Linked DNA regions of Homo sapiens: region 2 is linked to region 1. A link is a contact called in ENCODE Hi-C or POLR2A ChIA-PET data. All regions are on one chromosome and are shown on one strand. The core of a region is the stretch at or near the end of the contact, and the rest is flanking DNA. Distances in the headings are between cores, read along the strand shown.

Region 1 (7,269 bases), core at 3,078-5,577:
ACCTGGATGGCTGCAGCCCTGTGTCAATTCTGACAACAACCTCATGGGAGATACCAAGCCAGAACCACTCAGCTAAGGTGCTCCTAAATTTGACTCACAAAAACTCTAAGATAATGGCTTAACACAACACACATTTATTAAGTTTTAGAATAATTTGTTATGCAGAAATAGGTAACCATATAAATTAAGTTACAAATTCTTATTGTGAACACATATATTTCTTACCAATGTCATCATCAGTTTTGTCTGCAGGTTCTTTTTCAAGACATTCTCGAACAAGATCTCGCCCCTGCAATGGATCTGTTCGATCAATCTCTTCATCTTCCTCTTCGTCATCCTCAGAATCAACAGGTCCTTCTGGAAGACGTGTCAAATCTACATCTCCTACCTCACTCTCCGTAGCCTATGAAAAGAAATCTTGATCACTTACCATTTCATGTAAAAAATATTATAAGTCACAGTCTGAATTAATCAAAACTACCCATCCCTACAAAATATAAAAGACTTGGGCAACGCTGGATGCTGCATCAAGAATACAATAAAATGATACTTATTTATAAAAGGTTCTTTCTGCCCCAAATTTAGAGGCTCATCTTTCCACAGTGTGACAACTAGGTGATAAATCAGAATCAGTAAATGTAAAATGGTCAGGAGACTCAAACATCACTAAATGTATTAATATCTGTTTTCCACCCAACACTTGTATTTCCTAAAAGTACTAAGTTTACTAAAACATGAAGTACAGGAAAGAAAAAGTTTACCAACAATCACCTTATGAGTACCTATTAGTCTATGCTGGGTATTGTGAAGAAGATACTGTTCTTTCATCACAGAGACTTAGGCTTAGTAGGGTAGGTAATCATATAAATTAAGAACAGAAGTTTAAAGTAAGGTAAAGAACAGTACTAAAATGCACTAAAATAGACCCATCGTAAAGGACTGAACAAATACTCTTCATTTCCCAATACTTTACTGTAGGATCTAAAAGTGTGCAAAGAGCTGTGATTTTTGAACTCTATAAAATGACCTTATACTTACAACTACAATTTGGAAACATATTAGTCTTACATATTTTAAAGAAACTATAAAATTTTTAAAAACCATATATTAAAAAGTCATTCATAGAAAATAATGAAAATGTCTTTTAGAAGATAAAATGGTACTAAGTAGATTCTTAAAAAATATTTCTAAATATTATACTCACTTGAGTCATCTTGTTAATGAAAAAGCATGGGTATTAAAGGCATTATAGAAAAAATGAGTGAACACACAAGAATTCCCTAATAAGTAGAAAGCACTCAAATATGAATATTAGTGAAGACTACAGAATCTTAATTCATTAAGTATCTCATGTTTTGAACATTTACCCTTTTTTACTGCCAAAAAGATCATCTTTTTTTTTTTTTTTTCTTTTTTTTGAGACAGGTTCTCCCACTGTCACCCAGACTGGAGTGTAGTGGTGTGCACTGCAGATCTCGGCTCACTGCAACCTTGTCCTCCTGGACTCAAGAAATCCTCTCTCCTGAACGCCCTGAATACCTGGGAACACAGGTATGCACCACCCTACCCAACTAATTTTTTAAATATTTGTAGAGACTCGGGGGAGGTTGCTATGCTGCCCAGGCTAGTCTTGAACTCCTGGGCTCATGTGATCCACCCACCTTGGCCTCCCAAAATGCTGGGATTACAGGGTGAGCCACCATGCCCAGCTGATCTTCCTTCTTTTGAGGACTACCTTTCCTCTCCATCTTAAACCCAGAGATTACAGTGGGAAACAGTGCCCTGTTCCCTAGCTATGTAAACTAAGTTAGAAAGAGCTTTTCTCTAGATTTCTGTACACAATTAGATCTGGAAGCAGAGCATCCTTTCTTAACTGGTTGCTAAATTGGAAGAATATGAGAGTAGGCAGCCTATAGCCTCATGGAAACGCCTTCCTGTGGCAGAAGAAAATGAAACCAATAGGCAGGGAAATAGGAAAGGGAATGGGGAGGAGGACACTGAACAAGAGAGTCAAACAAAGACTCAGAGCAACAAAGCAACAGAAACAGAGCATGCAGGGCAGAGAAAGAAAGAGCACAGCATGTGCTGCAAAGAGCATTTGTGACAGAAAGTGTCACAAAGCAAGCAAGCAAGGAAAAATAAGCAAGCCGTACGGAGCCAAAAGACCAGAAACAGGCAGACGGGGCAGACGTACCTGCAAGCATCCAGGTACCCTGAGGCTAGAGTTGCCTCTGCTTTCTCTGGTGGTCAATAAACTAACCTTTTGGCTTTACATTTTTTTTCTTCTTTTTTTTTTTTTTAAAGACAGGGTTTCACTCTGTCACCCAAGTTGTGCAGTGGTATGATCACAGCTCACTGTAGCCTCAGCCTCCCTAGTAGCTAGGACCACAGGCACTGGCCTTTTGGCTTTTGTTAATTCAAGTTAAGGCTCTGACACCTACAACTAGAAGAGTCTGGATCTGTTTCCTAAGACCATGTCTTATACTTCCTTTGGATTTCTGCACAGCTTTAAGTAATAGTCATTTAACAATCTAGACTAAATACTCAAATTGTGATCTTTAAATTAGACAAGCTAGTTCTTAAGGGTCTGCGATTGTCTGAATGTTTGTACCTCCTCAAAATTCTTATTTTGAGTGATGGAATTATGAAGTGGGGCCTTTGGGAAGTGATTAGGTCATGAGAACTCTCACGAATGGGATTAGTATATAAGAAGCCTGAGGGAGCTCATTCTCCCCTTCTACTCTGTGAAGCTACAGTTAGAAGGTACCTCTAACAATCAGAAAGAGGTCTTTTACCAGACACCAAATCTGCTTGCTGGTGCCTTGATCTTTAAACTTTCCAGCCTCAAGAATAGTGAGAAATAAATTTCTGGTGTTTATAAGCTACCCCCCAGTCTACAGTATTTTGTTACAGCAGCCTGAATGGACTAAGACAGGATCATATAGGGGCAACTGTATCTCATGACTGACTAGTACGCTCTGAGTTGTTTACTGGCTATGAAATTACAGGGTTTAAACGGAGTATATTTCTGAATAATACATAGAACCACAAACTTGTTTGCAGGTTATAATCCTTTTTTAAAGACAAGTAGTTTTAAATTTAAATATGTGTACATGCTAAAAAGACTTTCCAAAAACCTTATTTATATACACTGATTTAATCTAAGAAACGACTGGGAAAAAACCTAAAGCAGTATTTTCTACACAATTTAATTTCTCAATATGCAGGAGAGCTCACTCCTAGTATATCCCTTTTCTATTTTATCAATTTTTAAGTGTAATCTGCATTAAAAATTCAGGTTTTTAAATCACTCTGTCTTCATCTTAATCTAAGGTTTTCATCCCCTGACCCAGATTATTTCAATCTGGTCTCATTCCCATATTTTAGATTATGTTGGATAAAAAGATAGATGGCTCACAACATAAAAAGGCAAGATGGAATTTAGTTATATGGACAGTAGAGAAGGCTAATTATCATCTGCATGAGAAGCAAAGACAATTAAGGAGATAGCTCTTTAGGAAGAATGGAAGTCATGGGTTGGGACTGAGAGAAGGCTACTAAAAGAACTTTTTTAGGAACCTTTTAATACCAACTGCAAAGGAAAGAATATAATCTACCCTTACAATTTGTCTTTCTAAGCCAGGCACAATGGCTCCTGCCTGTAATCTCAGCACTTTGGGAGGCTGAGGCATGCAGATCGCTTGAGCCTAGGAGTTTGAGGCCAGCCTGGGCAACACGGAGAAACCCTGTCTCTACAAAAAAATACAAAAATTAGCCGGGTGTGGTGGCATTAGCCGGGTGTGGTGGCACATGCCTGCACTCCCAGCTACTCAGGAGGCTGAGGTGGGAGGATTGCTTAAGCCTTGGAGGCAGAGGCTGCAGTGAGCCGAGATCTTGCTGCTGCACTCCAGCCTGGGTGACAGTGTGAGAACGTGTCTCAAAAACCAAAACCAAAACCCCCCAAAAACCACAACTACCTTTCTTATACCTCTACTTTTTACATAGTAGTATAAAAAGAATAAAATTAGTTAAGAAAATACATTAAACTATTAAAATATTAAGAGTATACATGAGCATAAGGTGATAAAACAGGAATTAAGAATAAAAAATAAGACTGTTCAAAAACATGCTAAGAAATTTAAAGGGATTTTTTTAAACTTAAAATGAATTTTTAAAAATGTAAAGACCAACTCCTTGATTAAACAAAGGAAAGTCAGGTCCTTAAGAGAAAGGTAGATATGATTATGACCACAGGACAAGAAGTCACTGCATGATACTTCTGAAGATGCAGTTCCTGGGCAGAAAGTTTAATTCTATAATAATTAGGTAAGAATTTTTTTCAACGTAATATCCACAATGTTCAGCATACAATAAAAACTTACTACATAAGTGAAGCAGGGAAATGTGACCTATAAACAGGAAACAAACCACTATAAAGAGACTCGATAATGATAGAGATAATGAAAGTAAGAGACAAGAACTTTCAACATTTACTACAAATAAGTTCAAGAATTTAGAAGAAAAACAATTAGAGGAAAAATGGATAATCTCAGTAAGGAGATATAAACTGTAAGAAGAATAAATTTGAAGAAAGGGCAACAAAAGCTACCCAATCTGAAGTAGAGATGAGAAAAAAGCCAAAAAAAAATTAATAAAGCCTTAGAGACTCATATCATAATACCACGAGTGGAAATATGTGGGTCAAAAGACACTCCGTATTCGTGAAGGTAGGGTACACAGAAGACTCATCCCCAGCCTTTCAATTAATTTATCCTAGCACCTGGGACATATCAGACCCTTAATTATGATAAATGAGTTAAGTCCAGGAAAAATATATATATTGGTGATAGGATTAAGACAGCATGAAACTTTTTTCTTTTCCTGACATATGAATGTGTCTCTGTATACATAAATATAATTTGGTGAGGCAGACAGTCTGAGGTGATTTTCTGATGACTCGGCCTTCCCCAAATAAACCACCAGAGGATATCCTTTTCCTGTTTCCATCTAGATAAACATGAAGCTACAATGAAGAGAACTATAGGTTGGAACTAAGAGTTATACAAACTTACAAAAACCACATTTTCAAATTTAGGGCAAGTGTTAAGCCTTAGACTTTCAGTGCCTCTCTTTTCTGTATTCCCATCTTTAGTATTTCATTTAACCTTTTCATGGACCATTTAGTTCTTAGGTCTTCCTGGTCAGGGTTAGAACTCTATGAAGTTAATCTTTCAGTCCAGGTTGACCCATTTCATAACCTCTACAACACGGCAGGCAGGCAAAATCAAGTCTCTTTTGCCCTGGATAATAAAGTTTTAGTTAGCAGAGATCTGCATTTTCCTTGAAGCCAATATTGGTTTCTACTTTCAAATATAATTCAGTGCAAAAAAAGAATTTCTAGAGTACTTCCTAAATGCCAACACTGTGCCTGACTCACCATGGGATACAAATTTAAGACATCAACTCTGCACTCCATAAATTTACTCTGGTGATGAAAAATGTCAAGTTTACAAGTAACTACCAAAAAAAGCAGAGAGAAAAAGTGACATGTCCGAGAGAAAAACTGCTGAGGGATTCCAAGGAAGGAGACATTTCTTCTTGTTGGAAAGACATGGGAGATAACATGAAAATGTCATCTTCATGAAGCTACGGGTAGAAGAGCATGATTAAAACACAAGACTAGGAAAAGGCAGACATGTTCAGGGAATAACGTACATATGTGATGGGGCAGAATCTAGAATGTGTAAGTGGGGGAACAGTAAAATATAAAACTACATTGTAGTTAGAGGTAAAAGGCTTGGAATTTAAAATTAAGAGTGTAATTTAGATAACAGTGAAGAATTAAAGCTTTTTAAATACAAGAGTAATTAAAAATCAGAGCAATTTATTTCAAGTGGGAGTTTAAAAATGATAGTCAAAAGATGATAACAGATTTTGACTAGGACTCAGATGATATCCTTTTTTTTTTTTTTTTTTTTTTTTTTTTTTTTTTTTTTTTTTTTTTTTTTTTTTTTTTCTGTGACGGAGTCTTTCTCTGTCACCCAGGCTGGAGTGCAGTGGTGCGATCTTGGCTCACTGCACCTCTGCCTCCTGGGTTCAAGCGATTCTCTTGCCTCAGCCTCCTGAGTAGCTGGTGCATGCGCCACCGCACGTGGCTACTTTTTTTTGTATTTTTAGTAGAGATGGGGTTTTGCTATGTTAGCCAGGCTGGTCTCAAACTCCTGACCTCAAGTGATCCACCGAACCCAGCCTCAGATGATATTCTTAACAGAAATATTAAAGAAAGGTGTAAGAGAACATGTGGTGACTTGAGTTGACAAAAGAACATACTGGTGAAAACGTGGCACCAGAGTTCTGAAGAGATTGGCACTCCGAGCTGTGCATTAGGAAATCATGTTGCCATAGAGGTGGTAACTGAAGTCTTGGGATTTTTAAGAACACGCTTACTGCCTATATAGAAACTGAAAAGGTAGGTGGTGGATAAATGTGTGTCTGGAGTTGTTTAAGAATGAGTTAACAAAAAGACAACATGCTTTTGTTCAAGAGTCAATATTTCACAGTTTTCCAGCTCATGGAAAAGACTGAAATAAATAGAAAAAGGAATCTAGAAAGAAGTACTCCTTATTCTCTTGAATACTCTTTGAAGATGCAGAAAATATTCTATCTAAGAACACTCTTACACCTTAATGTATACTTTAAAATTTTAATCTATGCTGATTAGAAACACATTCACACTGGAATCATTGATTTGCCTTTTTTTCCCTCCACACTATAGTACATGCTATATTTTGAAGTTTCTTTGAGGGCCAAGGGCTTTTATTTTTAGACCAGAAGACATGAAAACTCTCAAGAAGGAAATGCATAGAAGTGTAGCCACACATTTGGCCATATAAAACAGTGTAAACAGTTTTCCTGTTAAGAACTGCTGTCAGGAAAACCAAATCCCGCATGTTCTTACTTATAAGTGGGCGCTAACAATTGGGTACACATGGACCTAAAGATAGGAACACCAGACACTGGGGTCTATTAGGGCAGGGAGAGAGGGGCAAGGGCTGAAAAACCACCGAATGGGTATTATGCTCACTATCTGGGTGATGGGATCATTCGAACCCCAAACACTCAGCACCACGCAATATACTATGTAAGAAATCTGCACATGTACCCCCCTGCATCTAAAATAAAAGTTGAAATTATTTTTAAAAATTGGGGAGACATCCATTTTTCTGGATAAGAAGACTCCACGTTAGAAAAAAATGCCCAAATTAATCT
Region 2 (7,269 bases), core at 3,326-5,825, 81 kb after region 1:
TATTCAACTGGTCAATTAGCACATTTCATTTAACCAAAGGCCAATGATGTAAAGTTTCAGGAGTCAAGGCATGACTTCTAAAATGATATTTAAATTGAGATGTCCCATATCCTGATATTTATGTTAAATAGTTATGCCACTAAATTAACTACAATTGGAAGTCTTACTTTAAAAGCCTAGAAATTTCTTCTCAACATTTTGGGAAAAAAGTCACAAAAAATTACATTTTTATGTCACTAAAGCATACGTTGAGGCCCTAAAATCTTAATAATTACTAACAGAATTCCACAACTGACCTTCTTTCTACCACCCTTCTCTTTTACCTAATAGTTAAAATAATTAACAATTACTTCTAACAGCCAGGCACTGTTCTAAGAGCTTTATGTAGAGTAAGTCATTTATTTCTCAGAACTAGCTTATGCTATGAAAGAGGTTGTATTATTATGCTCATTTTACAAATGAGCAAAGTAAGGCACAAAGAAATTAAGTAATCTGCCCAAGAAACAGTAGAGCAGATATGAACTCATGAAGTCTGGCTCCAGAGTGTGAACCCTTATAGACTTCTGTTGAGAACATTTGTAGTAGTTTCCTAACACCTCATGACAATACTTAAGTAGGTACCATTATTATTCCCATTTGTCAGCCAAGAAAACTAAAATTTGTCCAAAGTCACATAACTAGTGATGGAATCAGAATTTTAATCTAGTTGATTTACTCCAAAAACCAATTTCTTAACTATTATATCACCTCTCTACACCCAATAACAGCAATGAATCAAAAACCAATTAGATAAATCAGATCAAATCGTACATAAAACTAATTTTTTTTTCTTTGGAGATGGAGTTTCGCTCTTGTTGCCCAGGCTGGAGTGTAATGGCGTGGTCTCAGCTCACGGCAACCTCCACCTCCCAGGTTCAAGCGAGTCTCCTGCCTCAGCCTTCTGAGTAGCTGGAATTACAGGTATGCGCCACCACACCTAGCTAATTTTGTATTTTAATAGAGACGGGGTTTCTCCACATTGGTCAGACTAGTCTCGAACTCCCGACCTCAGGTGATCCGCCCGCATCAGTCTCCCAAAGTGCTGGGATTACAGGTGTGAGCCACCGTGCCCAGCCCCATAAAACTAATTTTCAGACAGGAAGAAGATATCATGTCATGGTGTAAGCTTACAGATTATACCCTCAGAAATAACAAAAGATTAACTGATTCCTGCCAAGTATTTCCAATGGTGCCAACAAGCAAAGACATTTAAAAGATGTATCACTTACTGAAAGAAAATATACATCCTATACAAAATAGTTTAACATTAACTTTGCCTGCCATATAGCAAATGTAAACGTACCTGCAAGGAGGCAAGACCATGGAGCCTTTCACAAGCACAGATCCAGAAAGTAGGATATACCAACATCTGGCAATCGTTTCTGAACTGTTTAAATAAATAAGTAAATAAATGAGCAAAACAACACACATGTTCATATGTATATGAATTCAATAAGAAATATATTCTGATAATAGTACAAATAATTAAAAATGAAGTAACACTACCTGGAAATTTGGAATATTTTGCCTGTTGCCTAAGGTTTTATACAGACCACGTTTATGTGAAATAAAAGTATAATCACTATCTTAAGATACATACTATAAAACACCAATACTTAAAGTGAATAAAGTATTTTGGAAATACATTTTAGCAAAAAACAACAATCATTGTTTATACTGTTCCTTGAAATAAATTTCAGTTTAATTAAAGCTTTAAAGCTAAGAAAGCAATTAAGAAACATGTTTCCTAGAAAAAAAGAAAACAGAAGAATTGTATCACACTTGTAGAAGAAAATAACATTTAATTCTGAAGTATATTAGCACATACAAGTTAAAACTTGAATACAACAAAAAGATGAACAGAAAATAATTTTCAAATGTGATACAATTAAAGATAATACCTGTAATAGGTATCAGTACTCACAGAAATGCATTACTATTTCAAGTAGTAAATGAACAGAAGATTAAAACAGACAATTCTTAACAGCTACACAGAACACAGAGTCACTAGTAAACAGAAAATGCAAATGAAAACAACTCTAAAATACTAACCAAATCCACATATAGTATCCATTTTACAGGGGCTGTGATAAAAATTTATTCACTGCTTACTAATACTACAAATCAAAATCACCAAAACCCTTTTTCCAAATCAATATAGGAATCTTCAGCACAAGCCACAAGGATGTCATAACCTTTAGCTCCACAATGTTATCCCAAGGAATTTACCACAGAGAAATCATTCTTATTCTTCACAACAAAGTTTCAGATGAAGTTTTTCTCACTGCCTATGTTTTCTAATTTTGCTATAATTATATGTGCAATAATAGAAATACAAATTATTAGTAATAGTGGGGCACTGCTACAAAGATACCTGAAAATGTAGAAGTGACTTTGGAACTGGGTAACGGGCAGAGGCTGGAATGGTTTGGAGGACTCAGAAAAAGACAGAAAAGATGTGGAAAAGTTTGGAACTTCCTAGAGACTTGTTGAATGCTTTTGACCAAAATACTGATAAGTGATATAAACAATGAAGTCCAGGCTGAGGTGATCTCAGATGGAGATGAGGAACTTACTGGAAACTGGAGTAAAGGTCACTCTTGCTATGCTTTAGCAATTAGACTGGTGGCATTTTGCCCCTGCCCTACAGATCTATGGAACTTAGAACTTGAGACATGATTTAGGGTATCTGGGAGAAGAAATTTCTAAGCAGCAAAGCATTCAAGAGGTGATCTGATTGTTTCTAAAAGTGTACGTTCATATGCATGAACAAAGAGATTATCTGAAACTGGAACTTATATTTTAAAGGGAAGCAGAGCATAAAAGTTTAGAAAATTTGCAGCCTGATAATGTGGTAGAAAAGAAAACCCCATTCTCTGGGGAGAAATTCAAGCCCGCTGCAGAAATGTGCACAAAAGGAGCCAAATGTTAATAGCCAACACAATGGGGAAAATGTTTCCAGGGCATTTCAGAGTCTTTCAAGGCAGCCTCTCCTATCACAGGCCCAGAGGCCAACCAAAAATGATTCATGGGCTGGGCCCAGGACCCTGCTACTCTGTGTAGCCTCAGGACATGGTACCCTGCATCCCAGCTGCTCCAGCTCCATCTGGGGGCAGATTTACCGCATGCTGTTCTCATGATAGTGAGCTCTCACAAGATTTGCTAGTTTAAAACTGTGTGGCCAAAAGGGGCCAACAGTATAGCTCAAGCCATTGAATCAGAGGCTGCAAGCCTCAAGCCTTGGCGGCTTCCACATGGTGTTGGGCCTGCGGGTACGCAGAGGTCAAAAGTTGAGGTTTGGGAATCTCTGCCCAGATTTCAGAGGATGTATGGAAATGCCTGGATGTCCAGGAAGAAGTGTGCTGTAGAGGCAGAGCCCTCATGGAGAACCTCCACTAGGGCAGTGCAGAGGGAAAATGTGGGGTTGGAGCCCCCACACAGAGTCCCCACTGGGGCACTATCTAGTGGAGCTGCGAAAAGGGGGCCATTGTCCTTCAGACCCCAGAATGGTAGAACCACAGTTTGCACTAGGAGCCTAGAAAAGCCACAGGCACTCAACGCCAGCCCATGAAGGTAGCCACAGGGGCTGTACCCTGCAGAGCCACAGGGGCAGAGCTGCTCAAGGCCTTGGGAGCCCACCACTTGCCTCAGGGTGCCCTGGATGTGAGACATGGAGTCAACGGAGGTTATTTGGAAGCTTTAAGATTTAATGACTGCCCTGCTGGGTTTCGGACTAGCATGGGACCTGTAGCCCCTTTATTTTGGCCAATTTCTACCATTTGGAACAGGAGCATTTACCCCATGCCTGTATCTCCATTGTATTTTGGAAGTAACTTGTTTTTGATTTTACAGGCTCATAGGTGGAAGGGACTTCCCATGTCTCAGATGAGACTTTGGACTTGGACTTTTAAGTTAATGCTGGATTGAGTTAAGACTTTGGGGGACTGCTGGGAAGGCATGATTGGTTTTCAAATGTGAGAAGGACATGAGATTTGGGAGGGGCCAGTGGTGGAATAATATGGTTTGGCTCTATGTCCCCACTCAAATCTCATGTTGAATTGTAATCCTCATGTGTCAGGGGAGGGACCTGGTGGGAGGCGACTGGATCATGGGGACAGATTTTCCCCCATGCTGTTCTCATGACAGTGAGTTCCACAAGATCTGATGGTTTAAGTGTGGCATTTCCCCCCATCGCATTCTCTCTCTGTCTCCTGCTCACCGTGGTAAGGAGTGCTTGTTTCCCCTTCACCTTCTGCTGTGATTGTAAGTTTCCTAAGACCTCCCACTCATGCTTCCTGTGAAGCCTGTGGAACTGTGAGTAAATTAAACCTCTTTTCTTCACAAATTACCCAGTCTCAGGTAGTTCTTTATGACAGCGTGAGAATGGAGTAATACAGAGACCAAAGTTAATTTGCTATCAGCTTAAAATAGTGCATTATAACAAGAGTCTTTATGCTAGCTCTATAGTAAACATAAAGTAAGTACAGCAGATACACAAAGGAGAAAGAGAAAGGAAACAAAGTATAGCACCACAGTGAGCCACAAAACCACAGAGATGAACAAGAGAGAAAGAAGGCTACAGAAAAAAAAATCTATAAAACAACCAGAAAACCATTAACACAAAGGCAGGAATAAATCCTTACCTATAAATAACAGCCTTGAATGTAACTGGGTAAGCTCCTCCAATTAATAGATATAGAATGGCTGAATGGATAATAAAACCCAAATGTATGCTGCGTATAACAGACTCACCTCACTGTTAAAGACATAGATTGAAAGTTAAGGGACAGAGGTTGGGTGCAGTGGCTTATGCCTGTAATCCTAGCACTTTGGGAGGCTGAGACAGGCAGATCACTTGAGGTCAGGAGTTCAAGACCAGCCTGGCCAACATGGCGAAACCCTGTCTCTACTAAAAAATACAAAAATTAGCTGGGTGTGGTGGTACGCGCCTGTAATACCAGCTACTTGGGAGGCTGAAGCACAAGAATCGCTTGAACACAGGAGGCAGAGGGTGCAGTGAGCCAAGGTCGCACCACTGTGCTCCACCCTGGGGAGCAGTGCGAGACTCCATCATATAAAAAAAAAAAAAAAAGTTAAAGGATAGAAAAAGACATCCATGCAAATGGAAAGCCAAAGCAAACAGGAGTAGCCATGCTTACTTTAAGTCAAAAACTGTAAAAAGAGACAGAAAAGGTGATTATATAATGATAAAGGGATCAATTCAACAGGAAGATATAACAATTACATTATTTATAATATATATTATATAATCATTATATAATATATATTTGTGTCTCATATATATATTTACAGTATATATTAACACACACACCCCAAACACTGGAGTGCCCAAGCTTGTAAAGCAAATATCATTAGATATAAAGGGAGAGACAGACTATAATAGAGTAATAGCAGGGAATGCAAATACCCTACTTTCAGCAATGGACAGATCGATAGACCTCAAAATATACTACAAAGCTACTGCAACCAAAAAAGCATGGTACTGACATAAAAACAGACCAATAGAGCAGAATGGATATCCCAGAATTAAACAGACAACTGATTTTCAAAAAAGGTGCCAAAGACACTTAGAAAATGTATATCTCCTTGCAGAAGAATAAGACTAAACTCCTACCTCTCACTATATACAAAAATCAACTCAAAATGGATTAAAGACTTAAATGTGAAACCTGAAACCACGAAATCTACTGGAAGAAAATAGGGGAAAATGCTATACAACACTGTGCTAGGCAAGGATTTTTAAAGCGAAGACCTCAAAACACAGGCAACAGAAACAAAAACAGATAAATCTGATTACATCAAACTAAAAAGTTTTTGCGCAGCAAAGGAAACAACTGACAAAATGAATAGACAACCTACAGAAATAGGAGAGAATTGCAAACTATACCTCTGACAATGGGTTAATATCCAGAATATATAAAAAACTTAATAGCAAAAAAAAACTGATTAAAAATGGGCAAAATAGCTCAACAGACATTTCTGAAAAGACATAAAAATAGCCAATAGGTATATAAAAAAATATTCAAATAAACTAATCATCAGGGAAATGCAAACTCAAATCACAACAAGACACCACTTCATTCCAGTGAGAATGGCTACCATCAAAAAGACGAAAACAAGTGTTGGCGAGGATTTCAGGAGAAGGGAACACTTATACACTGTTGGTGGGAACGTAAATTAGTAGTTATTATGGAAAACAATATGGAGGTTACTAAAAAAAAAAAAAATGGAACTTCTAGGTAATCCTGCAATCCTACTACTGGATACATATCCAAAGGAAATGAAATCAGTATGTTACAGAAATATCTGCACTCCCATATTTTACAATAGCCAAAATACAGACTCAACCCAAGTGTCCAACAATGAATGAACAGATAAAGAAAATGGGGTATATATACTCAATAGAGTATCATTCAGCCATGAAAAGAATGAAATCCTGTCATTTGCAGCAATATGGATGGAACTGGAGGATATTATGTTAAGTGAAATAAGACAGACATAGAGAGGCAAATACTGCAGAATATCACTTATACGTGGAATCTAAAAAATAAAAAGTTGATACCATAGAAGTGGAGTAGAACTGTGGTTACCAGAGACTGGAGTGGGGAGGTGGGAGAGAAAGATGAGGAGAGGTTGGGTAGTGGGTACAAAGTTACAACAAAATAAGAAAAATAAATTCTGGTGTTCCATTGCACAGTAGGATTATTATGGTTAACAGTAAAGTACTGTATATTACAAAATAGCTAGAAGAGAGGCTTTTGAATGTTTTCACCACCAAAAAATGATTAAATGTATGAGGTGATGGATATGCTAACTACCCTAATTTGTATATTATATAACACATAACTGTATTGGAATACCAACTTGTACTCCATAAATATACACAACTATAATGTGTCGATTAAAAAGTTAAAAAAAGTATCAACATTGCTGGAAATGAGACCAAATAACCTAAAACCAACAGAAAAAAAACCTGCTATATTTATTACGTTCAAGAAAAAAGGAAAACAGATGATGGATTCAACCAAAGAACTGGTATCTATGAAACAGAAATGAAAATCTAGAATTGAAAAACTACAATTAAAACTTAAAAATTCACATGAGTGGGTATTTTAGACTAGAAACAGCAGAAGACAGAAATTCACAAATTAGAAAATAAGGCAGTAGAAAATGGGAGACTGAAACACAGACAGAAAAAAGGACGGGAAG

The links. Hi-C counts contacts between places; a loop is a spot of excess contacts on that map. ChIA-PET counts read pairs that join two places held with the same protein, here RNA polymerase II (POLR2A). Pooled maps may share reads with other maps.
Region 2: a pooled map shows a loop between it and region 1 (3-fold over the local background). The contact joins two enhancer-like sites. A Hi-C loop is called at or near these places in 3 of 168 maps with a recorded cell type or tissue (CD4-positive, alpha-beta memory T cell, breast epithelium and naive thymus-derived CD4-positive, alpha-beta T cell) and 7 of 50 pooled maps. POLR2A ChIA-PET finds 5 or more read pairs at or near these places in 6 of 52 experiments (CD4-positive, alpha-beta T cell, CD8-positive, alpha-beta memory T cell, T-cell and 3 more).

Annotation. Positions count from the first base shown.
Region 1 is chr5:131,510,089-131,517,357 of GRCh38, forward strand. It overlaps RAPGEF6 (Rap guanine nucleotide exchange factor 6), which reads right to left. Exons shown (of 28, transcript NM_016340.6): 8 at 226-403. Among named protein-coding and RNA genes, the nearest start is that of RAPGEF6, 120 kb to the right of the region's middle. Within about 2 kb of position 4,328, at least 4 of the 41 ENCODE cell types and tissues checked have a DNase peak (open chromatin) inside an H3K27ac peak, as active enhancers do.
Region 2 is chr5:131,591,041-131,598,309 of GRCh38, forward strand. RAPGEF6 (Rap guanine nucleotide exchange factor 6) reads right to left here. Exons shown (of 28, transcript NM_016340.6): 4 at 1,343-1,426. Among named protein-coding and RNA genes, the nearest start is that of RAPGEF6, 41 kb to the right of the region's middle. Within about 2 kb of position 4,576, at least 3 of the 41 ENCODE cell types and tissues checked have a DNase peak (open chromatin) inside an H3K27ac peak, as active enhancers do.